Linked DNA regions of Mus musculus: region 1 is linked to region 2. The links are chromatin loops, found by intact Hi-C in ENCODE. Cell type or tissue: gastrocnemius. All regions are shown on one strand. Links, peaks and the distances in the headings refer to the core of each region. The heading gives the core; the rest is flanking DNA. Region 1 holds the start of 4933407I05Rik (RIKEN cDNA 4933407I05 gene). Region 2 holds the start of Arhgap20 (Rho GTPase activating protein 20).

Evidence for each region. A loop is a pair of places that touch in the nucleus more often than their neighbours do. Peaks named below come from ENCODE experiments on the same cell type or tissue, not always from the same donor. Only the 100,000 strongest peaks of a DNase experiment are listed, where the experiment ranks them.
Region 1: it touches region 2 in a loop (2.3-fold over the local background); 13 of 42 quality-filtered maps call a loop at or near these places.

The regions. Positions count from the first base shown.
Region 1 is chr9:51,902,082-51,918,299 of GRCm38, forward strand. Gm6980 (a long non-coding RNA gene) reads right to left here. Exons shown (of 4, transcript XR_870743.2): 2 at 14,607-14,756; 3 at 13,830-13,867; 4 at 11,395-12,005. 4933407I05Rik (RIKEN cDNA 4933407I05 gene) reads left to right here and starts at 12,348. Exons shown (of 3, transcript NR_040731.1): 1 at 12,348-12,478. In gastrocnemius, for the core only: no CTCF peak of the experiment used is centred there; a DNase peak (open chromatin) is centred at 7,085; H3K27ac peaks cover 490 bases.
Region 2 is chr9:51,754,702-51,770,919 of GRCm38, forward strand. Arhgap20 (Rho GTPase activating protein 20) reads left to right here and starts at 10,650. Exons shown (of 15, transcript NM_175535.4): 1 at 10,650-10,910. The coding sequence starts at 10,806. Gm40520 (a long non-coding RNA gene) reads right to left here and starts at 10,727. Exons shown (of 3, transcript XR_870739.3): 1 at 9,900-10,727; 2 at 320-429. In gastrocnemius, for the core only: a CTCF peak has its summit at 9,778 (motif pointing left); DNase peaks (open chromatin) are centred at 9,543, 9,839, 10,523 and 11,292; H3K4me3 peaks cover 2,628 bases; H3K27ac peaks cover 2,678 bases.

The DNA.
Region 1 (16,218 bases), core at 4,492-9,491, 140 kb after region 2:
TCTCTCTGTCCATATCCTGCTTGTGTGTGTGTGTGTGTGTGTGTGTGTTTCCAAGCAGTTCTCTCTTTTTATCCTTAAAAAAAAATGTCTCTGGATAGCTCATTTCCTGCAGAACATAGGTCCAGTCTTTAATTTTACATATCAAACCTCAGGTTTTCCTTTAGATTATCTTATTAATTGGCATCCTGTTTTCCCAGCCCTTTGATTCTTAGGAGACAGGAAGCATACATTTTTACTTAACATTGCAAAAGAATTCAAAGATCTGCCTGCCTTTGTGAAGCACAGACAATAAGCTAGTTGGGTGGGACCCTGCCCTGAAATAACCATTTCTACCACATCTGGGCCTAGCCTCCCTCTGTCCTAGGCTGACCTTGAATTCAGGATTCTGCATGTCTTTGTATCTGACAAGCTGCCTCATAGTGTAGCTGCTGTTGTTCCTTTAGATTCATGAAACTCCTCATAATTCATATTGCATCTTTATATTTTCCTAGCTGAGAAGTTATATATTTTGATCTCATGCATCTAGAGTTCTTTCCCATAGCCTCAAGGGCTGTCCTAAAGGTCCCAGCATTTACCATCTTGCTGAGACATTAGCCATACCTTCATCTCCTGGACCTGCTGTCTTTTTATCATGGAGTCATTAACATTAATAGAGAGGACATTCCTTGGAGTGAGAAAATATGTATGTTATTACACAAACAAGCCTTACGTCCACAGCAGCCATCGGCACTCATGGAGGCTCATACTGGGGCACTCTCCCAGGAGCAGGAACCATGTCACTCTGTACCACAAGAGCTACACAGGGCCTGGCAACATTTCTTTAAAACGTTTTGTTTTGTTTATTTATAATTACCTGGGTGGCCAAGGGTGTGTGGGAGTGCAGGTGTACTATGGAAGCTAGAAGACAACTTGCAAAAATTCAGTTGTCTTCTTCAACTCTGTGAGTCTCAGGATGAAACTCAAGTTCATGGTCTTGCCGGCACCACCTTTAACCACTGAGCCATCTTATCAGTCCAGGAGATGACATTTCTTAACTTCATAATTTACATGGCAACTTGGGAAATCACACATCCCAGGCATGTGTCTCAACTTGTGTTTTCACAGCATAGACACACACAGAAACACATGTTCACTCTTGAGATGCCTGCTGACAAGACTTCTCCTCTGACTCTCAGACACCTGGCTCTCAGAATACACTAGCATCCACTATATTCTTCAGGGGCGTTGAGTAATGGTGACTTCCACTTCCACTCACCTCTCAGAAAAGCTGGAAGGGGTGAGCAAACCTTGCCACCTCCCTCAGATGCATGCATGCGCACAGACACACAGGCATGGACGCACGCACATGTGCGTGTTAAACAGTGTCTCTTTTACTCACATCATAAAATAGGCATATATAGACTGCCATAGAGCTTGTCTTGGGAGTGCTGACGTGCATAACTTATTTAAGCAGTTTGTAGACGAACTCAGGGTTTGCACAGCTGTTCATACTGTTAAAAAGAACTGTTTTAATTCTGGCCATAACAGCAAAGAGGATGTTGAATTCTCATTCTTCCTGTGCAAGCTAAACCGGTCTACCAAAATCTGAAGAATGCTCTCTCCGGGCATCCGATAGCCACATAGCAAACCTGAGTCAGTTCCTCTCCCACACCTATGCTCCTCACAACCCCCACACCTATGCTCCTCACAACCCCCACACCTATGCTCCTCACAACCCCACACCTATGCTCCTCACAACCCCACACCTGTGCTCCTCACAACCCCACACCTGTGCTCCTCACAACCCCACACCTGTGCTCCTCACAACCCCACACCTGTGCTCCTCACAACCCCACACCTATGCTCCTCACAACCCCCACACCTGTGCTCCTCACAACCCCACACCTATGCTCCTCACAACCCCACACCTATGCTCCTCACAACCCCACACCTATGCTCCTCACAACCCCACACCTATGCTCCTCACAACCCCACACCTATGCTCCTCACAACTCCCACACCTATGCTCCTCACAACCCCACACCTATGCTCCTCACAACCCCACACCTATGCTCCTCACAACCCCACACCTATGCTCCTCACAACCCCCACACCTGTGCTCCTCACAACCCCACACCTATGCTCCTCACAACCCCACACCTATGCTCCTCACAACCCCACACCTATGCTCCTCACAACCCCACACCTATGCTCCTCACAACCCCACACCTGTGCTCCTCACAACCCCACACCTATGCTCCTCACAACCCCACACCTGTGCTCCTCACAACACCACAGATCCAGATTTTCTCCAGTGTCCCAAAATGCAGGTCAAACTCCTTGCTGTGACTCTGGATCCTGCTCTCCTCTGCCTCTTCCTTCAGCATTTCTGGTTCAGTTGTTGGTGTGTGCTCAGTAAAGCGCCCTTGCTTGGGCCCTCTCCATGGTCTCTGAAATCTGTGTTTGGGTGGCTTCAAGACCCTGAAGACAGGACATGTCCTTTATTGTCACCCCAGCTTTTAATCCAGTGTCTGATCTGAATAGGTTCTCCATCATCTATGACTGAATTAAGGTGTGGGAAGAGTAGGTGGCATTGGGGTGGGTGTCTCTGAAGTCAAAGATGTCCTGATTCCAAGGACTTCTGCTGTGCTCCCAGGAACTGTGCTGCAAAGCCTCCTTGGGGGATAAGCTTCTTTACAGGAGCTATTATACATCTCATGGCAAAGGACACCAATGACACATGAAACGGATTCCAGAGAAGGAGTATAGTAGTTACCCCCCAACCTTGAAATTAGTTTCCATCTACAGAGCTCTGGGGTTACCAAGCAGCAGAGGCAGGAGGGATGCCTCCCCACCCAGCTTTTCTTTTTAATTGAAATTTTTGTAATATATTCTCTTCACAGCTTCCCCTCCTCCATTGTCTCCCAGGCCCTCTCCACCTCCCATCCAATTCCACACCTGACAAACAGGAAAATTAGAAAAGCAAAAATACAAGAAAAAATTAAAAGCACAAGAAACACACAAAACAAAAGACAAAAAAAAAAAAACCAAAATCAGAAATCATAATATGCACACAAACAATAAAACTTTTTTAAATGCCCAAAGCAATATGAGACTTTTTTTTTTAAAAAATCTACAAAACCCACCATTGAGTTCATTTTATGTTGGTATCTTCTGCTGGGCATGGCCCTGCCCTGAAGGGTGATTTATATACCTAATGAGATTCTGTTGCATAAAACTGAGTTTTCCTTTCTGAGCAGTTATCATGTAGAGATCGATGTTGGTTAGGGCTGAGAGTTTGTGTCTACTCAGCGTTGGGATACCATCTGGCATATATGATGTAGTCCCTGTGAATGCCACCACAGTCTCTGTGAGGTCACATGTGTGCCAGTTCTGTTATGTGTGAAGATAACGGTTTACTTTTTTTTGTCATCTGACCCCTTTGGCTCTAGCAATCTTTCTGCCTCTTGTTCTGCAGGGTTCTCTAAGTCCTGAGGGAAAGTATTTGATTATAGGACTGAGTGTGCCAAGGTCTCTCACTCTCGGCACACTATGGGTCTCTGTATTCACTCCCATCTACTGGAGAAGAAAGCTGCTCTTATGATGACTAAGCCAGTCATTGGTCTATGGGCATAGTAGACAGTCATTAGGAGTCATTTTATTGCTGTGTCCCTTTAGAAGAACAACAGTGTTTTGTTTCCTTCTAGGCCTATGGTCTATCTAGTCTCAGGTTCTTGGCCACTTGAACAGTGTTGGGCTTCCATCTCATGGAGTGGACCTTAAATCTAATCAGATAATAGATTGTCACTCCCATAACATTTGTGCCATTATTGTATCAGCATAGAAAGCAGGTAGGTCACTCTTAGGGGCTTTGGGATTTGTAGCTGGGTTAATGGTTACTTTTCGCCTCTGGTAGAATGCACAGTACCTTCAAGTACCATGAAGTATCATTAGTTAGTGAAGATGAAGGCTCTAACTTCTTCATGTTCAGTGAGATATGTAAGTGTTGTCTTCAGCAATGAATTCTTTTTTTTTTTTTTTTTTTTTTTTTGGTTTTTCAAGACAGTTTCTCTGTGTAGCCCTGGCTGTCCTGGAACTCACTTTGTAGACCAGGCTGTCCTGGAACTCAGAAATCTGCCTGCCTCTGCCTCCTGAGTGCTGGGATTAAAGGCGTGCGCCACCAGGCCCGGCCAGCAATGAATTCTTAACATGAGTTTTTGGAGAACAACCAACAGCCTTGGCAATAGCCTGAGTGGTTTGGAGGTTTCTAGTGCTCACGTCTTGAACCACAGGCAGAAATCAAAGAGAGTACACCAACCCACACCTCCTAAACCGCCCAAACATCACCCCTAACTAGGGATTAAGCCCTGAAATTCTAGAGACAATGGTGGGACGTTTCTCATTCAAACCAACACAAGGAGGAAACAGCACTAAGGAAAATAAAAAGTGGTCAGCTTAGTTAAAGAGTTAGTGTATTTACCAACTGTTTTCAGAACATCATCCTTAGTCCAATATAGGACTGGGTCCCTGGAACAAAAGAAAAGTTTTAAAAAGTCTCAGCTCTCAGAGAATGCAGGGTTCAGTAGAAAAAGTAAGATGTGAAATGCAATACATAAGTAAACAATAAATGAATAAAAGCTCCTATCAATTAAAAAGGACACCAGGAGTAAAATGTGACAAACTCCTTTTATGGGGCCACATGTGCACCCCACATCCTGCATCCTATTCCGGGCCTTTCACAGTCCTTGTCTCATTTGGATCTCCCAGGAGGTCTCTAAGCTGGATGGGTGGGAAAGGGAAGGGGGTAGTAATGAGAGGCGGCAGGGTGAGCCTAGTGTGCTGGGCAGGGCTAGGTGGTCTCTCTGGCTTAAGTTATATCCCTTTGGGCAGCCTTGGGCCAGCCAGCCCAGCCCGTCTTTGGCTGGATGAGGGGCCTGAGCCAATCAATCCTGCAGCCCAGGCAGACCGTGCTGGGGGCCTTGGCGCAGCCCATAATGAATCTGGCTAGCAACAGAACTTATTTTTACACCTCTTCACATTAGTCTCCAAAGACCAGACCTGAACGCAAAGCGAGAAAACATGGATTGATCGCAGCTGTGGATCCATGGTGATTTGTGCTTAGTGCTGAAAAGTGTCGGGTCTGTGGTTGGAACCCCTGACTTTCTGGCCATGAGCCATCATTAACACAAATGCTGATATGTTTGTTCTTCTCCCTTTGTGTCAGGCCCCATCAGCCGACCCTGCCTAACTTCTGCCTTACAAAATTTCCATGTGTTTTAGAGTCATTGTATACAAGATCTTTGTTCAAAACTGCCATGGTCACAGTACACAGAGATCACCAGTCTGTGGACAGGCTGAGGTATTAGTCCTAAGGGCATATAACATGGTCCCTAATACTAGAAGCTGAAGTCAGATGACCTGGGTCCAAATCACAGCACCAACTTGTCTGTTGTGTAACCCAGAGTGCCAAAATCATCATTGTGAACATCTGGCTCTTCTTGGTAAGATGTAAGTAACAAAACCATACATCAAGAACTTCTTGAACTGAAAGATGGTCCTAGTTAGCTTTAACTATCTGCTTGACACAGCCTAAAGGGACCGCTGAGGGGAAAGCCTCAACTGAGCAGTTCCCTAGGTCAGTTTATCCATGAGCATGTCTGTACAGACAGAGTTGCCTTGATTGCTAATTGACATCAAAGGTCCAACCCACTGTGAGTGGTACCATTCCCTAGGCAGGTGTTTCTGGACTGTTTGAGGGAGTGAGGTAAGCATCTGCCTGAGTGAGCCAGTAAGCAGCCTTCCTCCATGGCTGCTTCTTCAAGTTCCTGCAGTCAAGCCTTCCCTCCTCTGAGTTGCTTTTGGTTATGATATTTTGTCACAGCCACAGAAATGAAACTAGGACACGGATCAATTTTTGTTATTGTTTTTCCAACTTGGGGCGGATCCTTTTGTATAAAGATAATGCTTGGGAGTGGCCAGCAATTTCAAATTGCTATGAAAAATGATTATTTGCTATAGGAACTTGCAGACGAAACCATCGAGCATGGCTGCTTACTGGCTCACTCAGGCAGATGCTTGCCTCGCTCCCTCAAACAGCCCAGAAACACCTGCCTAGGGAATGGCACCACCCACAGTGGGTTGGACCTTCTTCTGTCAATTAGACATTCTATAAAAATGCTTATTCTAAATGTGTATACTTACTACCATAGACCACTAACTGAGGACCATGTACCAGCATCACTACAGATCTCACCCAGAAAAGCGTAACCCCTGGCACAGAATGAGAGTGTTTTCTGCTGTGGTGATTATGAGCCCCTTGTGTGTTTGTAAAAATAAAGTACTGGCCAGTGACTTAGCCCATTAATCACACGTACTAGTAGAAAGAGAAATAATCTCCAAAGCAAGATTATTGTTTGTTTAGTTATTTACTTTTGACTAGCAGGGCTCTGACTAAACATTATTGCTTAAATTTCTTGGCATTTGTATTCAGCATTAGGTAATCTCTGGATTTTGTTTTCTTTTGCAGCCTCTGAAGATGCCTTTCATCTCCTAAGGACTGTGGGTGACAAGGCTGATACAGCTATCGGTGGGTTTCTGTGGGCTGTTCTGTAGGTCAGTTCTCTCTTAGCAATTAGAACCTTTCTAAGCATAACACAAAAGAGCTACAGTGGCCTCTGCCTATGGGCTTCTGGGCTGTTTACTTCTTCACAGCAGGCTGAGACCTGTTAGCTCAAAAGTGCTCTGGCACTAAACACAGATTTTTACACATCCAGTTGTTTTTAGTCATAGTCTAAATAAGCAGACATCTAGCCATTTGGAGCCTGTCTACTATGCAGAACCCAGGAGGCTTCATCCAACATCTACAAACCATAGATAAGAAAGACCTGATAACCACAAACCCCAGAAGCCTCTGTCACTCGGCTGAGCTCTCTGACCCAGACTCTTGACATTTCAGCTGGGTCTCTGACCCCCTCCCTTGGGAGTTCCCTTTTCTGCGCAGTGGCCCCTGCAGTAACTGTAGACTCTCACAGATACTTTCCTGTGGTAAGGTATGTGCCACAAATGAGACCTGTCAGAGTAGCACTAGAGTCTGTGTGTGCTACTGCCACCTGGTGGTCATATCTTCCATCACTCAGTCTCCAGAACCCAAGACTTAAACTGTAGCAATGAACCAAATTCGAGGTCTGTTTTCAGTGGTTTGAGCTTCAGTTAAAGGTACCTAAGGCCCAGCAGGCTCCCTACACAGCAATGACAGAAGGAAAACTCTGTTAGGTGTGCCTTCCCACTCCACAAGGCTAGAATTTAAAATCAGAAATCTGCTTACAAGGGCTTTCTTTATTTGGCTTGCTGGCGTGTAGCAGCGGGCAGACTACCCACTAATAGTGACCATTGATTCTGTCAATGGGAAAATGAGTTCTCCACCTCCACAGGCTGTCATGAGGATTGAACAAATTAATGCATATGGTGACATAGTTTCAGACAATACACGGTCACCACAGAGCATCATTATTGCTATCTACATTTCTCCCTCTGAAGGTGCTACCATGGCCTCCATGTCAGACCCTATTAGAAAAGAGACTTAGATTGCCTAAAAAGCTTTAATGGAAATGTAACATTTTTTAATAAAACATTTTATTTTATTTTTATTACTTTTTTATTAGATATTTTCTTTATTTACATTTCAAATGCTATCCCCTTTCCTCATTTCCCATCAAAAATCCCCCTTCCCCCTGCTCACCAATTCACCCACTCCTGCTTCCTGGTCCTGGCATTCCCCTACATTGGGGCATCAAGCCTTCACAGGACCAAGGGCCTCTCCTCCCATTGATGACCTACAAAGCCATCCTCTGCTGCATAGGCATCTGGAGCCATGAGTCCCACCATGTGCTCTTTGGTTGGTGGTTTAGTCCCTGGGAGCTCTGGGGGTACTGGTTGGTTCATATTGTTGTTCCTCCTATGGGGCTGCAAGCTCCTTCAGCTCCTTGGACCCTTTCTCTAGCTCTTCCATTGGAGACCCTGTGCTCAGTCCAATGCTTAGCTGAGAACATCCACTTCTGTATTTGTCAGGCACTGGCAGAGCCTCTCAGGAGACAGCTATATCAAGCTCCTGTCAGCAAGCACTTGTGTCTGGGTTTGGTGACTGTATATGGGGTGGATCCCCAGGTGGAGAAATCTCGGGATGGTCATTCCTTCAGTCTCTGCTCCACACTTTGTCTCTGTTTCTCCTCCCATGGGTATTTTGTTCCCCCTTCTAAGAAGGACTGAAGTATCCACACTTTGGTCTTCCTTCTTCTTAAATTTCATGTGTTTTGCAAATTGTATCTTGGGTAATCTGAGCTTCTGGGCTAATATCCACTTATCAGTGAGTGCATATCATGTGGGTTTTTTGGGATTGGGTTACCCCAGTCAGGATGATATTTTCTAGTTGACTCATTTGCCTAAGAATTTCATAAATTCATTGTTTTGAATAGCTAAGTACTACTCCATTGTACCACTTTTCCTGTATCTATTCCTTTGTTGAGGAACATCTGGGTTCTTTCAAGCTTCTGGCTATTATAAATAAGGCTGCTATGAACATAGTGGAGCATGTGTCCTTATTACATGTTGGAGCATCTTCTGGGTATATGCCTAGGACTGGTATTGTTGGGTCCTCAGGTAGTACTATGTCCAATTTTCTGAGGAACTGCCAAACTGATTTCCAGAGTGGTTGTACCAGCTTGCAATCCCACCAGCAATGGAGGAGTGTTCCTCTTTCTCCACATCCTCTCCAGCATCTGCTGTCACCTGAGTTTTTGATCTTAGCCATTCTGACTGGTGTGGGGTGGAATCTCAGGGTTGTTTTGATTTGCATTCCCCTGATGACTAAAGATGTTGAACATTTCTTTAGGTTCTTCTCAGCCATTCGGTATTCCTCAGTTGAGAATTCTTTGTTTAGCTCTGTACCCCATTTTTAATAGGATTATTTGTTTCTCTGGAGTCTAAGTTCTTGAGTTCTTTGTATGTATTGCATATTAGCCCTCTATCGGATGTAGGGTTAGTAAAGTTCTTTTTTACAATCTGTTGGTTGCTGTTTTATCCTATTGACAGTGTCCTTTGCCTTACAGAAGCTTTGCAATTATATGAGGTCCCATTTTGGAAATGTAACTTCTAGTTCTATGAAATTAAGAATGCTAAGAGAGCATTCTAAACGATTACACACTAACAAATATAGCAGCCCAGATAAAATGGAAAACTTCCTGGAAACACAATACCTACTGAAATCTGTGAGGAAATGGAAAGTCCAAATGGACCACAGCTGGTAAGAAGACTGAGTAACTCATCGGAAGTTCTCCTGGATAATAGGCGTTAGTGCCAATCTATAAGACTCTTGACTAAGACCAATCCTTTACAAATCTCCCTGCTTTTCCCCCAAAAATGAAAAAGATATTTTTAACTCATTCCACAAGGCCACTTAAGTCAGAAAAAAAAGTACAAAGCAACATCCTTATGAATATTGTTCTGATAATCCAAACAATTAAAAGAGAAAATGAAATTTGTCTGTACATTAAAAATGAGTATTCATCACCAACAAGTAGGAGTTATTCTAAAAATACAAAGATAGTCCATTGCACAAAAGCCAATCAATGCAATCAATAAACCGCATCAACAAATAAAGGGACAAAAATTAACCTCTACTGATGCAGTTCGGCATCTGACACAGTTCAGCATCCTTCCATGACTATAAGGAAGTCAGAAGGAACTGAAAGGAACCTCCCTAGGCTAGCAAAGGTTTGGTATTAAATAACACAATTAACGGGATATTGGTGATAGAGGCCCAGCAACTTGTTCCTCTCGGGTCAGGCAGGAGACAAGGTGCCTATTTCATCACTTGTAGTAAACATTATATTGAAAGTTTTAGGTAGAAGAATTAGGAAACAGATAGGGATGTAGCTCCGTGGTAGCGCTCTTGCCTGGCGTGTGCAAGCCTCTGCGGTTAAACCTCAGCACCGCAAGAACAAGAGGGAAAGAGTGAGGGTTGGAAAGAAAGGGGAGTAGGGAAGAAGAGAGACACAGAGAGAGACAGAGACAGAGACAGAGAGAGTTCAATTGTGTGCCTAAGACAATATGATCTTATACATAAAAATTAATGTAGCATTAAAACTGGCACTCATGAATGACAATCATAACTAATAAGTGAGCCCAGCATAGTTGAAGGATCCAGTATGGACTTTCACGGCCTTGCTGTAATGTGTTCTCTAGCAATGAACAAGCTGGGAAAGAAATAAAGAAAACAGCTCCAGGTATAACTGCTAGGAATTAGTCAAGGATATAAATAAAGGACCTATCTCAGGAACGTGAAGAACACTTTGACAGAAATTAAATAAGACAACAGTAAGTGGAAAGGCATCCCAGATTCATGGGTTGGAACATTTAATACTGTTAAGCGCCAGCAATAGCCAAAGCAATCTACAATGACAGAATCCCTCTCAAAATCACAACATTGCTTCTGTAATCATAGACAAAGCTCCTAAAGTTGACATGAATCTAAAGGGGCGCTAACAACCAAAATAATAGTAACAACAGCAACAATAATAAAGTTAAATCAAGCTTCCTAATTTCACATTTTACTGCAATAATCAAAATAGTATATCAGGAGCATAAAGACAGATATACAAAACAATGGGAAAGGTCTGAAAGCCATAAATAAACTCTGGTAGGTATGGGCACATGATTCCAACAAGAGTTCTATGACCATTCAATAAGAATTCAACACAGTGGGGCATGGTAGCACACACTTTTAATCCCAGCACTCAGGAGGCAGAGGCAGGCAGATCTCTGAGATCAAGGTCAGCCTGGTCTACAGAACAAGTTCCAGGACAGCCAGACCCATGTAGAGACCCTATCTCAAAAAAAAAAAAAAAAAAAAAAAAAAAAAAGATAAAACTTCTGTAATTACTTGGCTCATGTGTTGATGAAGAAAAATGTTTTTAAGAGGATACAGCAGCCTTTTCAATAATCTATATTAGAAACCCTGGAGCCCAAGTGCAGAAGAATGACATTGAGCTGGGCATGGTGGCACCTGCCTACAGTACAAGCACTTGGGAGGATTTATCAGAAGGGTCAAAGCCAGCTGGAGTCACATGGGAACAGCCTGTCTCAAACCAAGGACAAGAAACGGAGGAGGAAGAAGGAGAGGGAGAAGAAACAGTAGTAGCAGTTGTTTCTCTGCTTAATACTATTTATAAAAATTAACTCAAGCACATCAGAAACCTAAGAGTAACAACTAAAATTGTAAAACCATGAATAAAACAGGAGGCATTCTCATTATACTGTGTTGGCACTATTTCTTTAATGACTGTGACCCAGGCACTGGCAAAAAAAAAAAAAAAAAAAAAACACACAAATGAGGCTTCGTTGGTTTTTTTTTTTTTTAATTCATTCCAGAACATATCGAAAGATTCTACCAAAAGAACAAAAGCGGCAAATCAGAGAAGTGAGGAAATGTTTATAAAGCACATATCTAATGAGGGATTGGAGTCCAGAATACACGAGGAGCTCCTGTGACCTGACATCAAGCGGTAGCTTTATTAAAAATTGGCAGGGAACTTGAACAGACTTTCTCCAAGAGGAAATAAACAAGGGATCTGTGAAGACACACTGAGTGAACAAGACAGGCACACAGGAGGATAAATACTGTGTGCTTTCACTTACGTGAAGACACTAGTCACCATAGGCTCGTGGGGAAGGAAAATGGGCTGTCATTATCAGATAGGTAGAATTTCAATTCAAGTGATGGAAACCTTCTGCAGATAGATAAAAGTAATGGGTATAAAACACCCATAGCACTTAACACTTCTCTGAACTATATACTTGGAAATGGCAAAGGTGGTAAAACTAACAAGTTTATTGTGCCACAGTTTTTAAAGGAAGACGAAAGAAACTACATTACTTGAGTTTCATGAACATTTCTTCCACGGAGGTGATATGAATTGCATCCATCTTTGATTCAAACACCAAATCAAAGTATGACTCCATCCAAGTCCATCCTGGGGAAACAATGAGTTTATTGGGAGTTACTGACAAGGACATGGATGGTCTCAAACAGTCCACTAGACAGTTTTAACCCAACGTGGGTAATGGCTTCCCCATGGCCATACAGATGAAGCCTTCTTCTCCTAGTGTCCCCAGACTCCCCGCAAATCCTGAACTCATGTGCAATTTGGGATCAGCCTTTACATTTTTATCCTCAAGACAGCATTTCATATTATACCCTGTTTTATAACTAGACTTCTGTAATGTAATCTCTTAGTGCGAGAGCTCTCCAAGTAGTAACCTATGTGAGGTCATCTGCCTAGAGAACAGTGTGAACGCCCCACCCCCACCCCCACAATCTCTGAGGTCCATAGATCTCAGGTCTGCGTGAAATTGTCTCAGCTAGGCCTAAAGTCACCGGGCCGCCCGAGCCTCCCTCTCAAGGAGCCTGGATCTTAGCCTGAGAGATGAAGAAAGCCACTACGGGGTATTGATCCAGGAGGGGACATGAGGGAATTATGGTTTTCAAAAGCTCACTCAGGCTGAGGTGTGAAGAGCCTGGCTTGTACGAGTAAAAGCATGGAAATAGAGTGGCTAGTTAGGTAACCGCGGTGGCCACCATCCAGAAAGAGCTGACGACAGCGACTGATTTATCGGAACTTCTCTGGAAGCCTGTCTTAAAGTTCTATTTCTCTGAACCAGTAAGGGCTGATAATAATGGGTGGCCTCCAACCGTCAGATGGGAAGAGGGGAACGGCTTGTGTGCACGCAGCTGCACAAGCACAAACCAAGCTGACAGATCCCATTAACCTGAAGAGAAAAAAGCCAAGGGCAGGCAGGATAGAAGCAGAACTTAGCCCCTGGAAGGAAAACCCCACCTCTCTGACTCACTGACCCTCCCATTGGCTCAGGCATGCTGGGAGTGGGAGGGATTGCCTGTCCGGGATTCCGTGGGCTGTCTTAGCAAAAGTTCATTCCAACTTTCCTGATGTAGAGACAGTCTTCCAAATTGGAAAAGCCATCCTTGAACTATCTGGCTAGGATGTGAACTGTCAAGAAAGCATTGGGGAGCCCTGGAGGTGTCTAAAGGGGGGATCTCTGCCTTTTTAGGTTTGCTGACTTCTTTTTTAACAACATAGATAGCCCTGGGCTTTTTACTTTCAGGAATGGTGCATAGGGTTTTCATCTCGCAGGGACAGAGGGTGGCAGGGACATATTGGCGAAGTCTGCCAGCCTCCACATTAAGAGAGTAACTTTAGATAGGGCGGTCTAGCCATTCCTTGGTTTACCTTCTCTTCACAATATAGGAATAAGCAGGCTCTGTCTGCCAGCCCTAATTGATCCCGCTCCACCCTATTGCATGCAGAACGGAGGATATTAGCACCTGCCTCTTATCAACAAGGGGAGACTAAGTCCCCACCTTGCTGCTTACAAATGTATATGACATACTGCCTACAGGCTAACACCATTTGCAGAATATTTGAGAGCCTCCTAGTTTCCAGCAGTCACTAATGATAGGTGCTACAAGTGAAATGGTTAACAAATTGTGTGAATCACTTCTATAGGAACAACCCAGAATGAAACTTGTACCAGTGTCCTGTTTATACCATTCCTCCCTGCAGATGGAGCAACTACCTCATCTCCTATCCTCTGACCCAGTTTGTGGGGTTGTATTCTGACCTTCAGCTTCCCAGACACCAACAAAGTAATCTTGGATACATTCCGCTCACCACCACAGAGCCTTGGGCTCATGTGACCTGTGTTCCCTGCTGGGCCTGCTTTCTGAGTGCTAAGATTGACCTTATAGTCCCCTGAACCTCCTGTGCCCTGTTGCCTACCTGGACATTGCTTGAGTCAGATCCCAGATGCTTTCCACCTGAGCTTGAAAATAAAATACATGTTACACTTGAATATCACTCATGTACCAACATATTCATTGCATGAATATGAATATTCATATTCATGTACCAACAGTCCGTTCATATGGCTGCAATTTTCTCTTTCAATTTTCCTTCCCCCTTTCCCCTCCCTCCGCCTTGCCCTGGCCTCTCTCTCCAACTTAATTCTTCACCGCCATCTCCTAGAGCATCAGTTCTCAACCTGTGGGTCATGAGCCCTTGGGGGCAGGGGATGCTGAACAATCCTTTCACATGAGTTGCCAAAGGCAATCCTGGATATTATACATTTATATTACAATTCATAACAGCAGCAAAATTACAGTTATGAAATAGCAACAAAAGCAATTTTATGGCTGAGGCTCACCACAACATAAGAAACTGTATTTAAAAAAAAAAAAATCACAGCATTAGGAAGGTTGAAAACCACCGTCCTAAAGCAATAGACCTCAAATCCAGTTACACCTTAGAAACATATGGGGATATTACTGAAGTACAAATACTTTTACCCACTGTCCAGATGAATTGAGACTTGCTGCTTTTCAAGGTTTCCGACAGAGAGGCTCAAACACCAGGTCCCTAGAGTATAAATCCCAGCTGAGAGGGGCACAGGGTGATCAGGGGCTGCCAGGGATAGTGGGTGGGGACCAGGCATGGATCACAAGTATAGACAGGAACAGGCAGACCAAGAAAGCAGCCTAAGTGGAGGCCAGAGCTTACTCTCCTCACGTGGCTCTGCTCTGCTGCTGACTTGTTCTGGCAAAGTCGTTATAGAAATCCGAGTCTAAGGAGGTCACTGAATCTCCATCTTGGTAGTTGTCCTGGTCAGGTTTTTTATCGCCACGATGAAACACCATAACCAAAAGCAAGCTGAGGAGGAAAGGGTTTATTTGGCTTACACTTCCACATCATAGTTCACCATTGAAGGAAATCAGGACAGGAACTCAAGCAGGGCAAAACCCTGTAGACAGGTGCTGTGAAGAGGCTGTGGAGGGGTGCTGCTTACTAGCTTGCTCTCCATGGCTTGCTTAGTCTGCTTTCTTATAGAACTCAGGACTGGCAGCCCAGAGATGCTACCACCATAATGACCTGGGCACTTCCTCATCTATCACTAATTAAGAAAATGTCCTATAGGCTTGTCTACAACCTGATCTTATAAAGGCATTTTCTCATTTGAAATTCCCTTTTCTCAGGTGACTTTAGCTTGTGTCAAGTTGACATAAAGCTAGCCAACGCAGTAGTCCTGGTCAGGAAATGGTGCTGTCCTTGAGCGCTGAACCAAGATGCTTGTGGAGTAGAAAGCTCCAAAGGGCACCAACAAGAAGTAGTAATGGGGCTCCCTCAATCTCCCACACTTCCCAAAACCTTACCAGGATTCAGAGGTGCTAACTAGAAAACAACTACTTCTAAGATGGCACAGATGGCTTGGTGACACCATTCAGTAAGGACTGCAAGCATGGAATGACCTCATCAGACACATAGCTTCTTTCAGCTTTCTTCAGCTCAACAACAGGGGTCAGCTGCTTCTGTCCATTGGTTCAGCTGCTTCTGTCCATTGGTTGGGTGCAAATAACTGCATCTTACTCTTTCAGCTGCTTGTTGGGCCCCTCAGAGAGCAGTCATGAAAGATCACTTTTTGTGAGCATTCCATAGACTCAGTAATAGTGTCAGGACTTGGACCTCCCCTTGAGCTGGAGCCCACTTTGGGCCTGTTGCTGGACCTTCTTCTCCCCAGGCTCCTCTCCATTTCCAACCCTGTAATTCTTTCAAACATTTCTTACCAAACATGGCTGCACACTAAAATTGGAAAGATCAGAAGAGGAAGATAGACATAGACATAGACATAGACATAGACATAGACATAGACATAGACATAGACATAGACATAGACATAGACATAGACATAGACATAGACAGACATAGACATAGACATAGACATAGACATAGACATAGACATAGACAGACGTGTGTGTGTGTGTGTGTGTGTGTGTGTGTGTGTGTGTGTGTGTGTGTGTGTCAGTTGGTAAATTGCATTCTAATATGTCTGAAGTCTTGGGTTGAATCCTCAACACCACATAAACTAGATGCGCTTGTACATGCCTATGCCTATAATCCCTGCCCTTGGAAAGTACAGGCAAGAAGATCAGAAGTTCAGTATCATCTTTGGCTATATAGGGAATTTGAGGTCAGCCTGGGATACATAAGATAACTGTATTAATTAAAACAAAAAACAAAAACAAAAGAAAGTACAAAAAAGCCTTCTTTCTTCCCACTCCAGACCAACAAGCCAAGATAAAGTCCAGAAAGCTAAATGTAAACCTGAAATCCTTAA
Region 2 (16,218 bases), core at 7,015-12,014:
ACACTGTATGCAAAGACACTGGTCTTTGGGAAACTGAGGCAGGAGGGATGAGAGTTCTGTATCAGCCTCAGCTGCATAGCAAAAAGAAAAAACAAACAACAAAAAAAAACCCATACAGATTAAAAATTAGTAGTAGAAGAAAAACCCCTCAAGTTAATGCCAATCAGAGGAAGCAGGAGTAACTATGCTGATTTCAGATGAAGCAAAGGGCAAAGCAAAGAAAACTATCAGGGATATTGAAGGTTTATCAGAAGGATATTGTGTTACAATAAAGGAGTCACTTTTCCAGAAGACGAAACACTATTTAATAGGTATGTACCTAAAAGCAGGGCACCAAACTATTTGGGGCAATAATGATGAGGATGCTGTTGCTGCTGCTGCTGCTGCTGCTGATGATGATGATGATGATGATGACAGTGATAAATACAGCTGCAAGAAAAAAATGAGATCAATACATCAGAGCTGGAGATTTCAACACTTCTCTTTCTGAAGTGGACACAATCAGAGAATCAGTGAGTGCATGGTTGGGTCCAGCAGCACCTTCAGTCCACAGGAAATAATGAACATCCCTAGATTGCACCATCCAGCAACTGAAAACATTCTTCTCACAGTCCCATGGAACACCAACCAAGACAGGCTACCTTCAGAGCCATAAAACGCACCTTAACAAATGTAAAAGTCTACAAGACATGCAAAGTGTCTTCAGATCTACGGTGGAATTAAACTAACAACAATAGAAAAAGACGAAAGTCTGATTAAACCGCATATTTCTAAATAACATGTGAATCAAGGAGTAAGTCCCAATAGAAAATTTAAGATATCTCTAATTGGGGCTGGTGAGATGGCTCAGCAGGTAAGAGCACCGACTGCTCCTCCGAAGGTCCTGAGTTCAAATCCCAGCAACCACATGGTGGCTCACAGCCATCCCTAACAAGATCTGACGCCCTCTTCTGGTGTGTCTGAAGACAGCCACAGTGTACTTACATATAATAAATAAATAAATCTTTAAAAAAAAAATTTTATCGAAAGGACCCAGATGTAGCTGTCTCTTGTGAGACTATGCCGGGGCCTAGCAAACACAGAAGTGGATGCTCACAGTCAGCTAATGGATGGATCACAGGGCTCCCAATGGAGGAGCTAGAGAAAGTACCCAAGGAGCTAAAGGGATCTGCAACCCTATAGGTGGAACAACATTATGAACCAACCAGTACCCCGGAACTCTTGACTCTAGCTGCATATGTATCAAAAGATGGCCTAGTCGGCCATCACTGGAAAGAGAGGCCCATTGGACACGCAAACTTTATATGCCCCAGTACAGGGGAACGCCAGGGCCAAAAAGGGGGAGTGGGTGGGTAGGGGAGTGGGGGTGGGTGGCTATGGGGGACTTTTGGTATAGCATTGGAAATGTAAATGAGCTAAATACCTAATAAAAAATGGGAAAAAAAGATATCTCTAATTAGTTAAAAGTGGAAAACAATTATGAAAATTTGTGGGATGCAGTAAATTCAACTTATTGTATTTCGTGCTGATAATAGAAAGAGAGCAGATGTAAAATTGATACTATGCTTTTGCCTAAGGAAACTATAGGTAGGACAAATTAAACCCAGATTAATCAGAGAGAAGAAATAATACGAGTTTATACAAAAATCAGTAGAACTGAAAACAAAACCAATAGAGTAGTTGATCTCTACCATCCTAATGCTACAAACATTTCATACAGTTACTGGTGTTGTGGTGACCCCCAACCATAAAATTATTTTTGCTGCTACTTTGTAACTTTAAGTTTGCTGTTATGAACTGTAGTGTAAATATCTGATATGAGACCCACACGAAAGGGTTGTTTGACCCCTAAGGGGGTCGTGACGCATAGGTTGAGAAACACTGCAATAGAGAAACAAGAAATCAATGCTTAACACAAAGAGTGAGCACTAGCCAGTCGTGGTGGTGCACACCTTTAATCCCAGCACTCTGGAGGCAGAGGCAGAGGCAGGCGGATTTCTGAGTTCGAGGCCAGCCTGGTCTACTAAGTGAGTTCCAGGTCAGCCAGGGCTACACAGGAAAACTCTGTCTTGAAAAACCAAAAAACCAAAAAACCAAAAAAACCCAAAAAACAAAAAAAAACAAAGAGTGAGCCCTAATGTAAACTAGAGGCTGTTGTCTGCTCAGTTGTACTAGCCATGCGCCTGTGGTAAAGGATGTTACAATGGGGGATGCTGTAAATGTGGGAGTAGGGACATCTCTATACCCTTCCTTTTCTTTACTGTAAACCTAAAATTGCTCCTTAAAAAAATAGTTTTGAAAAAGCTTTAAATAAAAAACTGTAAAAGATTTGAATGTACTGTGAACCAAGGGGCGGGGGGAAACAACGGTAAGCAAGTAATTAAGGGAGGGATAACCCCCCCCTTACCCCATGCCCATCTCTGATAGGCTGGAATTAACACATTGATTATGGTAAGACAGAAAAAGATTAACCAGAGATTAAGTAGATTTTCTTTAAACTGCAAAGTTTATCAAAGCTTCTCATATACATGTTTAGTAATGTACAGTGTCACTTGAGCAGACTTTCCAAAACATACTTGGCTATGAAACTCTATATTCTCCTAGAGAATCTTAAGGGAGTAATGTTGCATATGGCGTGCTTTCTAAAATATGCTGCAAAGCGAAACACTTTTTTTGGAATGTCTTCATCTAACTTTTTGTCAAACTTCCTTTTATTTTGTTACTATTTTTAAAGTAATAAGCACTTTTGCAAATTATTTTCTTTCATTGTCTGTAGCAAATATGTAAAGGTTGTTCTTTTAGTGGTTATTTATGTTATGGAGTGTGTGTGTGTATGGGGTATGTGTGTGGGTTTATGTGACACACAAACACACACACACACACACACTCGGGGGGCGGGGGGGAGAGAATGGGTGTTCCCATGCATGCAGAGGCCAAAGCAACACATTGATGGCTTTCTTCTAAGACTCTCTGCCACACTGCCTTAAGACAGAGTCTCTCGCTGGACAAGGAGCTTACATTTTTGGGGAGACTGTGTGGCTAGTGAGCTCTAGGGATCTTCTTGTCTCCACCCCCCCCACCCCTCCCCTAATGCTGGGTTAACTGTCAGGGCCAGCCATACTTGGTTTTTCACGTGAGCTCTGGCGGTCTAAAATCTCACACTTGTCAAGCAAGTGTTCTCACCCTCTGATCATCCCCTTATCCCTTCATTTGTAATTTAAGAGGAAGAGGGTATCACACAGCCCTGAATCAGAGGAATAATGTTGGAAAGATTCATTTCCATAAACCTCTACAGAGAACTGTATCACAAGTATGTAGAGCGAACTAACAAACATGCAGTCAGATCAAACACCTAGGGAAAACCAGAGGAAACACCAGAGGAGAGAGAAGTGTCACAGATAGGGCTTTCCCCTGAAGAATGGGCAAGAAAAAGTCACAGTGGAGGGCAAATGATTGGTAAATTAATTTTGTCTGTCTCATGAAGCAATCTAAAATACGATGAAAAATGCATTTCTTCTGCCTTCTTCTGTTTCTTGTTAAACAATCAAGTTGCTTTTGTAAGATATATACATAGATATGTGTATAGATAGATATAGATACAGATACTAGGATTAGAGATATATTTAATGATTATGATAAGCCTTTGGCCTGCAAGAAAGCTAAGTAGGATACTTAAAGTCACATGTTCCATGAGAATGGATGCATCTCAGTTTGTGGTCATGAAAATCAAAAACATTGCCATCAGATTTTGTGATAAAAATTATGGGCTTTGGCTCCTACACTTGATGCTGGCTCTTGCATTTCCACGCTACATGGACTTCGATAAGTACTTTAATACCCCTTAGTACCAAGCTGTCCATTTATGTAACAAGCATAAAAATGCAAGTCATTGGACGTGTCTTGAGGTCTGTGGCAGAATGACAAATGTTAATATAGTGTTTAAGGCCCAAAGCATTATCCTGCAAAGCTATGTCCCACTAAGTGACTGGGTATGAGCATTACTGGGGTACTTCTGATAGTCCATATTTAAAGTCTAACCAGGCTTGGGAATCCATCATATTTGGGTTCAAATTCTAATTCACTTTCTATAACTTATAATTAATAGTTAGCTCCAGGGTAATCTAATGCCTCTGGCACCCATGAACCCTGGCAGTCATATTCACATTCCCATACAGATCCACACACATGTACATAATGAAATTCTTTAAAAAGGATCATAATACTACCTCTTTGGCATCACTGAAGATTATGTGTGATGTATATGCAGCCTACCTAACATACAATAGGGACTCCACAGATGTCAGTCTCCTTCCGCATTTCCTAGAAAAATCAATGTATACATTTTTATTAGAATCCACAATCCTTCACATTCTTTCCCCAAATTATTTTTCTAGCTTTGGTTCCAAGCATCTCCCCATTAGAATCTTTCTTTCTTTTTTTTCCCCCTCCTTTCTCTAGATCCTTTTTCCTCTATGGTCTAAAACCTCTTAGACTGGGATTATATTCACTGTGTAAATAGCCTCTTGAGAGATTACAACCAAAAGGTGACTAAAGCCTCGTGTCTGATCTTGATCAGTCTTCTAAGCATCTCAAGCACAAGACTCTGCTGACACTCGGACTGCAGGAAGCAGCCTCTGTACCATCTTGCTATACAGAATTGAGCGCATGGGGAAAGCTTAACTACAGGTCAGACAGGAACAAGAATGCACCCCTGAGATACAGGCAGGAAGATCTGGGAGGATATTTGCAGGTTGCATTTGGTACCTAACATGATGTGTGTTGCACTGCGTAATCAAAAGTCCATTGCTTGGAGTGAGCAAATAGTACGCTATTTCACCTATATACCACATTTATATTTGAACAATGTTGCTAAGAACACTGATGTACAGGTACCTGCTAGAGAAATGTTTTTCACCCTATGGGTCAAAACCATGTAAGGGTAGAATAACCCTTTCACAGTTGTCGCCTAAGACCATCAAAAACCACAGATATTTATAATATGATTCATTAACAGTAGCAAAATTACAGTTGTGAAGTAGTAATGAAAATAATTTTATGGTGTGGGGCCACCACAACATGAGGAACTGTGTTAAAAGGTTTACAGCATTAGGAAGGTTGAGAATCACTGTGTTAGAGTCATTGTTTTCAAATTGTTGGAAGTATATACTTAGGAATGGAATTGCGGACTCAAATGTAATCTAGGTTTAAGGTTTTGAGGAAACAGCAAGAATTCCCTTTTCAGTGTCCCCCATTCATGAAAGGGGGCAGAAAAGTTTTAAGGGGTAGTTCAGACATTGTCTGTGGGTATGGCTGAGAGAAAAAGTCAAAAACAAAAAATCTCAAATGTGCAAGTTAACAGACGACTTGGTGGTCAAAGGTGTGACGCCGTGTCTGTGAGTGGTCTGGAGGTAAGCGGGATTCTTTTGACTGGATTTAATGCACCTAACCCTGGAGAGACTTGAAGCCCCAGGGAGTGGGGAAGTCTGGTGGGGGTGGTCAGAGACAGAGGGAAGGAGGAATGGGATGAGGTACTGTAGAAGGGGGGACCAGGAGCAGGAATACAGCTAGACTAAAAAAAATAAAAGTAATAATAAAGAGGAAAGGAAAGGAAAAGAGAAGAAAAGAAAAAGGGAGAAATCTAAGCTATTGAGCTTGAACTATGAAGCACATGAAGGCAGGCGTGACCAAGAATAGGTGAGGGATGGAGGTGATAAGAAGTTAATGACCTCAACATTACACCCAATGAAGTAAGTGTTCACAAATCAGTGAGTCTGTTGGATGCCCAGTTGTGAAACTGGGATAGAAATAAGGAACTAGTTAGCACTACATGCAAGCATATGGTATGACCACAACCAGACACAGCTCAAAGATTACTAGAATAAATGAGAGTAAATTTTCATTTCCAGGACTTGGGGGTGGGGTGGAGGAAGAAATAAGGCCACAAAACACTTTGGTGTGGACACCAGAAGAAAGACAAGCCAGTAACCTTCAAGGAGAAAGCCCAGGTCAAGGTCTGCTGCTTTGACTCTGTAACAAGTATTCTCAATTCTTCTGTTCGATTGTTATGCCCACTCATTTGGCAAACTAACCTTTTCTCTGAATGAATTCAGTCCACTTTCCAGAATCCCCAAAGAGAAACCCTGCCTTGTGAAGGTAAGTCCATTATAAATTCATTCGGGTTGTGAATATGCGGGCAACACAGTCTTGACCTTGCTCATTCTTCAGAGCCCATTTAAAGCATTCTATTTACCATCTATTCTCTGATCCTCATATGTTTCCCTCTGTTCTCTGCAGAACTCGCTGATCCCCAAAGATGTAGAAATGCTTACTCAATCCCTAGCCTCAATCCTTATGCAGTACCCTTGCTTACAATGTGTTAGCCAAGCTTTCTGCCTTACCCACAATTCTTTCCTACTTATCTTTTGTAATAGAATCAGTGTTGTTTGTCCTGCACCATTGGCCCCAGTGTCTTCAGCTGTGTCACCTCTAATGCCTTCCCTTCCGTATTTATGTGAACTCACTTGGCTGTGTCACCTCTAATGCCTTCCCTTCCATATTTATGTGAACTCACTTGGCTGTGTCACCTCTAATGCCTTCCCTTCCGTATTTATGTGAACTCACTTGGCCCTCCTTGATTCCCTTCAGATCACTCTCTCTTCTCTAGTTTCTGCTTTCTCTTTCAACCCAGACACACCTCCAAAGAGTCATGTACATTTACTATAGGGCTCTTTCTCATTTGTAAAACCCATCCCATTCATATCGCTTAAACTGATCTAGATAGGATAGACACACACACACACACACACTGCTGCTGCTGCTGTTCATAAAAATAATAGGTATTTTTCCAGTCTTATCTTTCTTGGTCACTTTATCTTTCCATAAGCGTTTTTCCTCTGACCTTGTTCTATAAATGAATATTAGCATCTCTCCCCTTCTTCACCCGTAGCAGATCTGCCTACTGTGTTGGTGATAAACAGACTCCTTCTCCCTCTGATGAGGGTTGTCTTGTTTTCCTTTCTATCCACAGCTAATCTATAAAGAGAAGTCCCAGTTTTCTCCCTCCCCCTTCCAGGTGCACCTTCACCTCTTGCAGCCTAAGATGTCAGCCACTATTTCTCCATAACCGTTATATTGACTTTGAACATGAACCCACTTAGCACTGTTCATTTTCTCTAAATGCTTTATCTTCCTCCCCTCCACAGTTTGTCACCTCCATTGCTTTCCCAGTGGTGTTCTCAGTGGTGACCATAAGGGTTTGGGATTACATAAAATAATAGACCCAAATGATTTCTCAGAGAACTTAAATTTTTAAAGAACTTGGAATTATATGGAAATATGCAGACTTTAACGTTTGGCAACACAATATTTTTAAAATATGCATATCTGAACTCCCACTTCAGGCCATCAGTTTCCACTGTGGGTCAAGGGCATTTGGATACAAAGTGGAAATGACTGCTAAGTGCATCTTGTATTTATAATGACTATCCCTTTCAGCTCGTCAAGCACCTGGTATAATCGTCCTACATATGAAGAAACATCGCATGAAGTTTTTTAGTATTTGTGTTTTCACTACTATTCATTCTGATGATTGGCAAGATGCTGGTTTTATTCTTAGTGTCCATTGCAGGCCTGCTCCTGGAGCTTCCCAGATGCTAGTGCTTTGCTTCAAGGCTTGCCTCACAGTATTTTAGGTGCATCCTGCTTGTGTCTAGCATTGTGCTTCCCACGCTTCAATTGCTTTATCATCAGTTTCATGTCCTGGTATCACTTGCCTACAGCATAAGGATCCTGGTGAATAGAAAATGGTTTTCATCGTCTAAACAACACAAGGACTAGTCCAGGGTTCTGTCTTCCTCTGTATAACATCTCCCTCACACTAGACAGAATGATGGAAGTGACCTATGGTTGTATATAATAGTGTGTTTATCCATTCAAATATAAAAGGTTGTAAAAATTACTGCAGCATGCTTGGGTGCATGGTATAGAGAAGAGAAAAATGCAACTTTTCCTCTTAAAGCAAGTAGAGCAAACGGCACTGGTATAGTGTGGTGTGAGTTACTCAGAGAAGCAAAGCTTTCCGCAGCACGGAAAGCAGACCAGGTAGTTGAGAAGAACGCAGGTTCTGAAGCTGCATGGTCAGTTTCTAAGTTACCATCACTGTTCAAAGTCCTCGTGGCCTGCTGTTGTCTTCTATGTGGAGTGGGGGAATAAACGAACCCACCCTATCTGATACAGATGGGAGTTAATTATATCTGTAAAATACTCATAGTCTCCCATAGAGCAAACACTCAGCAAAGGCTTCCTGTTGCAATTGCTGGAGCTACTCTCAAGCCTGGGTGCCTGGAGCTGGGGAAGAGATAAACCTAGGAAGACTTCTCTCGGTTTCTGACAGTCCTGAAGATTTCCAGGACGATTCACCAGGTACCTTTTATGCCCCAGATACTAGACATTTCGGAGTAAAGTAAAAGAGGGTAGAGACGTAGCCTGGAAAATTCCCAGACACGAAGGACAAGTCCAAAGTCCTAGTGGGCTTCTGAAAGTATGACGATTTCAAGGTGACAGAGAACAGGGTGAGAAGCAAAGACACATAAGAGTCAGCAAGAAAGTGAAGTGAGGGTGGGGTGTGGGGGGGGGTCTGTCTTTCATTCTGTACTATGACATTTTTGGTTTATTCCACAGCAAGGAACCAAATAATGGTTTAGCAGGGCAGTGTTGTGATCAGACAGACATGTGTCTCTACTGTCGGCTGTTCAAACCCAAATTTCCTGAGTAGCCTTGCCTCGAAACTTAACGTGGAGAGAGCAATTTTCTGTGCTGTTCCAAGCTATTTCATCTTGGGAATAAAAAGACAAAATGAACAGTGAAAGTTTTCCACATTTGCTGGGGGAAAAGGGGGTACCTTGATTTGGGAAACTGGCTATTTCATCACAGAGATACTTCATAGTCCATGGGGCTCTTTGAATGACAGCCAGCTCTGTCTTGACTCTTCTGCATCTTTCTTATATCATTTGTGTGTCTTCTCAGTTCATTTAACTAACAAACATTTATTATGTTAGACACTGCCTTAGTATCTATCAGGTGGCAACAAAGAACAAGAATGTCTGGATGGCTGTGACTCTTTGGGCTAAGTGAACTATTTGGAGATAAAAGAATTGAAACAAACAAACAAACAAACAAACAAACAAAAATGAGGCAGATTAAGAAAAGCCAGGGTGTCCATTCACCAAAGAATTAAGAGATTAAGGCACCTGGGGGTGGTTCCAAGTGAATGAACAGAACTGCAAAGCCCTCTTTAAGCACAACCTATAAATTAGTGGGTGAAAGCCCTTCTCTGCACGAGGACCACAGCTGTAGCACCCCTGATTCACAGATGTATATACATATATATGAGATTTATTAAGCTTCCTTTTAACAATGTAGTGTGATGTGACTAAAATTAGCCTTATATTTCCACAACAAACAATCTTAGGTTTGGATGATTGTGTAGGTGTGTCTTTGTGGGTGTGTGTTGGACAGCATCCCCTAGCTTGGAACACTGCCCACCTGAGTTCTGTTCCTTATAACCTGCCCCAATAGCCGCCCAAACTGCAAGAAACCTCTTTTTCTTTTTTTCTTTTCTTTCCTTTCCTTTTCTCCCCCTTTCTTTTCTTTTCTTTTCTTTTTTCCTTGTCACAAAAATAAGCAGAATCCGTAACCATCTCGCAATCACGGAGTGATATCCTTAGTGATTTTTTTTTCACACTAGTTCTGATTCCAAGGGAAGAATGCCACCTACTGTATCATTTACACCAGCAGCCAGCCCTGCAAAGTGCGAACACTACTTAACCCTGGTCTGTTCCAACTGCCCTTTGATTATTATTTAGTCCAAAAAAGAGGGAGGGGTCACTATTTGGACTTACAGGAAGTTAGGTTCTGAGCTCGCGATATCAGATCAACGCTTCCACATATTGTTGCCTTCTCATAGATACTATGCCAAGTTTCAACCTCCTTTCTGCCTGCATTTTCCTCTTAATTGCGCTTTCTCCTTCAGAATGCAGGGTCCCTGCAGCTTGCTGCCTGCGAAGCTGGTGGTGCAGACATGCAAGGTTGCTTGTCCATGCTTGCTCCCTGTGACTGCAAAGCAACAGCTCTGGGTTACCCTGACAGGCTTAGCTAGCAAGCGTTCGATATTGCCCCCGAAGTCCGGCGATGCCACCAGGGCTTCCAAATTTGTCTAACTCCTTCTTCAGCGGAGCGGGGACCGGGTTGGGGGTGGGGGTGGGGTCCCTTCCGCAGTCCGCGAAAGCGAGGCTAGGCTGGCGGCCCCTGCACCACCTTCGAGCGAGCCGCGCTCGCTGAGGCTCCCGCGCTGCAGCTGCGCGGGAAGGGACGCTGGCGGGAGCGAGCGGACAGGCGCGCGGAGCTGCACCGGAGGCAGTGGTGCGTGGTGCACGGCGCGTGGCGCGCGGCAGCGAAAGCTTCGTACCCGCGGAGGCACCTCGCAAGGTTAGTGGCTTCGGTAGCGCCAAGCGCTGAGAGCTCGCTCCCGGCAGTGTGCACGGGCGGCGCGGGGAGGGCGGAGGAGGCGGGGCGGACGCGGAGAGGCGGGGCGGGCCGGGGCGGGGCTACGTGGACGGGCGGCCGCCCGGAGCGCTTGCTGCAGCCTGAGCAGAGTGCGGCGAGCGCGACGAGCGCGGCGCGGGCGGCGGTCCATGGCCCCGACGGGAGGCGCGCCGCCCGCACCCGCAGCTCGGCGTCCGGCCTGAGCGGACCGCGCCGCGCAGCCACCCGGTCCTCGGCTTGGGCTTAGCTTGCAGATCTTCTTCATGGAAGCGATGTCTCCGCAGCAGGATGCTCTAGGGGCGCAGCCGGGGCGCTCCTCCTCGCTGACAGGCATGTCTCGCATCGCGGGAGGCCCTGGCACCAAGAAGGTGAGGACGCCCGAGCGGGAGGGCCCCTCCATGGGCTCGCGCCTTCCACGGGTGCCTGGTGCTGAGAGGGGTTAACGGTCCCCGCGTGGGGTGGGAGGGTCACCTCCCGGGATCCCCGCTGTCTTCTCTGGTGGAAACGGTCTCGGAGAAGCCCGTTGCCTCTCCATCTCTGACCCGGGGAGTGCCTCCCTGCGAGCCTCCCGAGGTAGTCTTAACCCGACAGCCTGAGGAAGGTAGGCGGCCCCGGAGGGGAGGGATGATGCGCCCACCCAAGGCCTCCAGGGGATGTCGGAGATGGGTGCCGTGGGCTACACTGTGGGATCCGGAGGTTTGACTCGGCCTAGATCTAGGCTGGCTGGCGGTGGGCGGGCAGTTTCCGGAGGTCCCAGCGGGGCATGGGGGGCTTGGCTCAGAACCACCCCCTGAGAAGGGACGTTTGCATTTGCCTGTGGGGGCGGCGCCCTTGTTCCCTGACACCCGAAGGACTGATCCGGGTAACTACTTGTAGCTTTTGCTGGTGATTGACTGGTCCACGGTGCAGCGGGAGGATTTCGATAGAGGTCAGGAGTCTGCAATAGGTCCCGGAGCAAGTGCACGTGGGCCGCGAGCTTCTGAGCTCCTGGGAATTGATTTGGGTGCTGTAGCCATGGGTGCCCCCTTCCCTTCCTCCAGCACTAAACCTTCAGATATTTGGCCATATTTGTTCCTTACAGTGGTGTCGCCTTCTCCAGCTTCTGTGGAAACAAGTTGGGATGAGAGCTCATTCTAGTTCTTCCCTAACAAATAATGTGAAAACGTTGCATTACTATAATTAGAGACTCACAGGGATACACTGGCTCCCTGCATGTCCGGATTTTATGGCTTTTCATTAATCTTCCCACTAGAATGGTGGCTTGGCTGGAGGTGAAAGAAGAGAGGTGATAGCTGTATAGAAATGTATGTGAGCTCCCAAGGACCTTGGGCCTGTCACAGAGCCCTCTATGGGTGTCTGTGAACTTGATGGATGGGCAGTAGTGGCGGCTCAGCCTTTGATGTATGGAGGCTGATGTTTGCCCTTGTGGGTTTTTTCACCCTTCAGAGACAGTGTGTGTGAGTGTGTGTGCGCGCGCGCGCGTGCGTGTGTGTGTGTGTGCGCGCGCGCGCGCGCGCTGTATGTGGTGTGTGTGTGTGTGTGTGTGTGTGTGTGTGTGTGTGTGTGTGTTCCAGTTTTTCCAAATAAAACGTGAAATTGTCAGGATGTCATTCTTAATTTAGGATGGTAGAGGAACATTAGGCAATTGGCAGAGATTTAAAGCGTTTTGGTTTTGTAAACCTAAGGAATTGGAGAGAATCAAGCATTTGTTTTCCTAAAGACTGTGGCCCCGCCCCGCGACTGATTATGCTAGCAAGGGGCGGAGGGGAGGGGAGGGGAGGGGAGGGAGCCTTAAAGAGTAGCTTTATCATTTTCAAGCCGCACTTGTCCCATAAAGGAAGGGAGGCTGTGTCCTTTTTCCTATGCTCTGTTCTCTGGGCACAGCCACTATCTCTAGGATGGTGTCCTTCGTTATAAAACATAAAGAGCTAGTACATTTCCACATCCATCTCTACTCCCCCAAGATTTTTGAGAAAATTGAATGGATGATGGCACATAGGCGCGATTGTGTTAGCCCTTCGTGTGCATTTTCCCCGTGATTGTAATTCACAACACTCGTGTTCTGGGTTACTCAGGCCTGTCATCTAGGATGGGGTTTCAACACCTTTCTTCAGTCAGCAATAGCCAACCCACCACAACAGCTGCCACCCTTCCAAAGTGTCCCGAACTTCTCCACTCCACCCTGCACAGCTTCCAGTGCAGTCCGAGCTGCCCAGTACCCATCTCTAACCTGTGCCTTTGCAGAAACTCCCACGACACCCTCGTGTCTTTCTGTGACCCGTTCTGCATTTAGCAGTGCCAGAATGGGTGGGTTTTTTTTCCATTTGAATTGATGGTGACATTCATTTTGCTTACAATTCTGAAGGCGATTCATTTTGCAGGCCTAGTAAAACGCAGACACTTCTCCTTGGTCCCTTCTACTTCTCCCATTCCTTCACCCTCCCCACTTTTGTATGTTCTTCAGCCTCCTGGGCCTTCACTTTCATACACTAAGTCAAATTCATTCCTATTTTAGGCATTGGTGTTATTCCCTTTATGTCTGCCCAAGGAATTGTTGGTTGGTTTTTCTGTTTTTCATGTTGTGCAAACCTTGGGTCTTCTAGAGGTCTCTCTCCCTCTCCCTCTCCCTCTCCCTCTCCCTCTCCCTCTCCCTCTCCCTCTCCCTCTCCCTCCCCCTTCTCCCCCCCCCTTCCTTTGTAAATGAAAGCCACCTCCTGTCACATTCTGGGCCTTCCACTCTATTGGTTGTCTTAGCATTCATTGTACTTGGCATTTTCTCCTCTGCTTATTTCTTTCCCATTACCTGCCTCCCTCCCAACTGTGTCCTCAAGACTAGAGTGGGTCCTGCTAGATAGCAGTTGTTTCGTAAGCATTCCTTGGGTCATGGCAAGCAAGGAACAGGAGCAGTGTGGCCCCTGTCCTTAGAATTTGCCTTTAAGAGAAGGATCAGCAAGCCTTAAAGAAACAGTAAATACTTGAGGTTTGCCAGCCTTATGGTCTCTGCTTACTTCTTCCTCTACAGCACTGAAGTAGAAATGGACACTTCCTAAGTGAGTGGGCTTGACTGTGCCCCAGCAGAATTTCACATGTAGTGGAGATCAGCAGAACGGCTCATCAGATAAATACCCTTGCTGAGCAAGCCTGGGAACCTGAGTTTGATGCCCAGAACCCACGCTAACATGGAAGGAGAGAGCTGATATTCCACCAAGTTGTCCTCTGGCCTCCACACACATAGCATGCAGGTGTGTGTATGTGCACATACACATACCATATACAGCATGCACACATGTAATAACAATATAAACATACCCTGTAGTTTGCTGCCCTCTGGTCTGAAGCATTTGTGTGGTTTGGTTTGTTTGTTTGTTTGTTTGTTTGTTTGTTCTGTGGGACCTGGTCAGATGGTGAGGCTTGACCATCCTTCGTGTCTGGTAGCCAGTAACCACATGTGCCTGTTCAGGTCCTGAAATGTGGCTGGTACCCTGAAGATTTTAACATCTCTCTTGAAGTTTAATCGATAGACAGTAACCTCACATATTTAGAATTTATAAATCTAAGGTCTGGTGTATGTATGCACTTAGAAAATGTGAATTTTCCCAAGAAATCACCTGTCTGCTTTATGTCATTATAGACTAAGCGTGCATTTTCAGCTTATGTAAGTGAATTCCTTTATTGTTATTTTTATTTTTGCCTTCCTTTCACTAGATGTAATTTTCGTATCCACCTGTGGTTATTTGTATGTGTCTGTGCCTTTCATTGATGAGCTGCCATAAAGACTGAATATCTTAGCATGGGAGTTTCAGGTTTCATATACTTTGGACTTTGAGTTGTTTGGTTATACAAAAATGAGATAACTCATGAGCGGCATTCAAATCTCAATATAAGATTAATTCATATCTCTTACGTGCATAATCTGAAGATCATTTTGCTCATTGTTTTTAGTACACCTGTATTTTGACCTCAGCCCATCACAGGATGTGGCATAGACTGTCCATCTTCTGTCTTAATCAGCAAGCAGACAGTCTCAGAGTTTGAGGCAGTTTTGGATGCCAGGGTTGGGAACTAGGGATGTTCAGTTTGTAGTTCACTTACCCATTCCTCTGGCGATTGGATTGCTTCTGCTTCTTGGCTGTTACAAGTAAAGATGTTGAGAATCTTCGTTCACAATTCTGCATGGACCTATGCTTTGAGTAGGGAGCAGTAAATATCTAGGCATGGATTGACTAGGTCATAACTAGCCATATACTTGACTCTTTGAGAAAACCGGTTGTTTTTTTGTTTGTTTGTTTGGTTTTTGTTTTTGTTTTTCGAGACAGGGTTTCTCTGTATAGCCCTGGCTGCCCTGGAACTCACTCTGTAGACCAGGCTGGCCTCGAACTCAGAAATCTGCCTGCCTCTGCCTCCCGAGTGCTGGGATTAAAGGTGTGCGCCACCACGCCCGGCGAGAAAACCGGTTGCTTTATTCTGAAGTGATCTTACAGTTCCAAAAGCAGTGTATGGTAATCCAGTTCCACACATGCTCACCGACACTGTTAGCATCTCTCTGTGGGTCAGTCATCCTGACACTGCTAGCATCTCTCTGTGGGTCAGTCATCCTGACACTGCTAGCATCTCTCTGTGGGTCAGTCATCCTGACACTGCTAGCATCTCTCTGTGGGTCAGTCATCCTGACACTGCTAGCATCTCTCTGTGGGTCAGTCATCCTGACACTGCTAGCATCTCTCTGTGGGTCAGTCATCCTGACACTGTTAGCATCTCTCTGTGGGTCAGTCATCCTGACACTGCTAGCATCTCTCTGTGGGTCAGTCATCCTGACACTGCTAGCATCTCTCTGTGGGTCAGTCATCCTGACACTGCTAGCATCTCTCTGTGGGTCAGTCATCCTGACACTGCTAGCATCTCTCTGTGGGTCAGTCATCCTGACACTGTTAGCATCTCTCTGTGGGTCAGTCATCCTGACACTGCTAGCATCTCTCTGTGGGTCAGTCATCCTGACACTGCTAGCATCTCTCTGTGGGTCAGTCATCCTGACACTGCTAGCATCTCTCTGTGGGTCAGTCATCCTGACACTGCTAGCATCTCTCTGTGGGTCAGTCATCCTGACACTGCTAGCATCTCTCTGTGGGTCAGTCATCCTGACACTGCTAGCATCTCTCTGTGGGTCAGTCATCCTGACACTGCTAGCATCTCTCTGTGGGTCAGTCATCCTGACACTGCTAGCATCTCTCTGTGGGTCAGTCATCCTGACACTGCTAGCATCTCTCTGTGGGTCAGTCATCCTGACACTGCTAGCATCTCTCTGTGGGTCAGTCATCCTGACACTGTTAGCATCTCTCTGTGGGTCAGTCATCCTGACACTGCTAGCATCTCTCTGTGGGTCAGTCATCCTGACACTGCTAGCATCTCTCTGTGGGTCAGTCATCCTGACACTGCTAGCATCTCTCTGTGGGTCAGTCATCCTGACACTGCTAGCATCTCTCTGTGGGTCAGTCATCCTGACACTGTTAGCATCTCTCTGTGGGTCAGTCATCCTGACACTGCTAGCATCTCTCTGTGGGTCAGTCATCCTGACACTGCTAGCATCTCTCTGTGGGTCAGTCATCCTGACACTGCTAGCATCTCTCTGTGGGTCAGTCATCCTGACACTGCTAGCATCTCTCTGTGGGTCAGTCATCC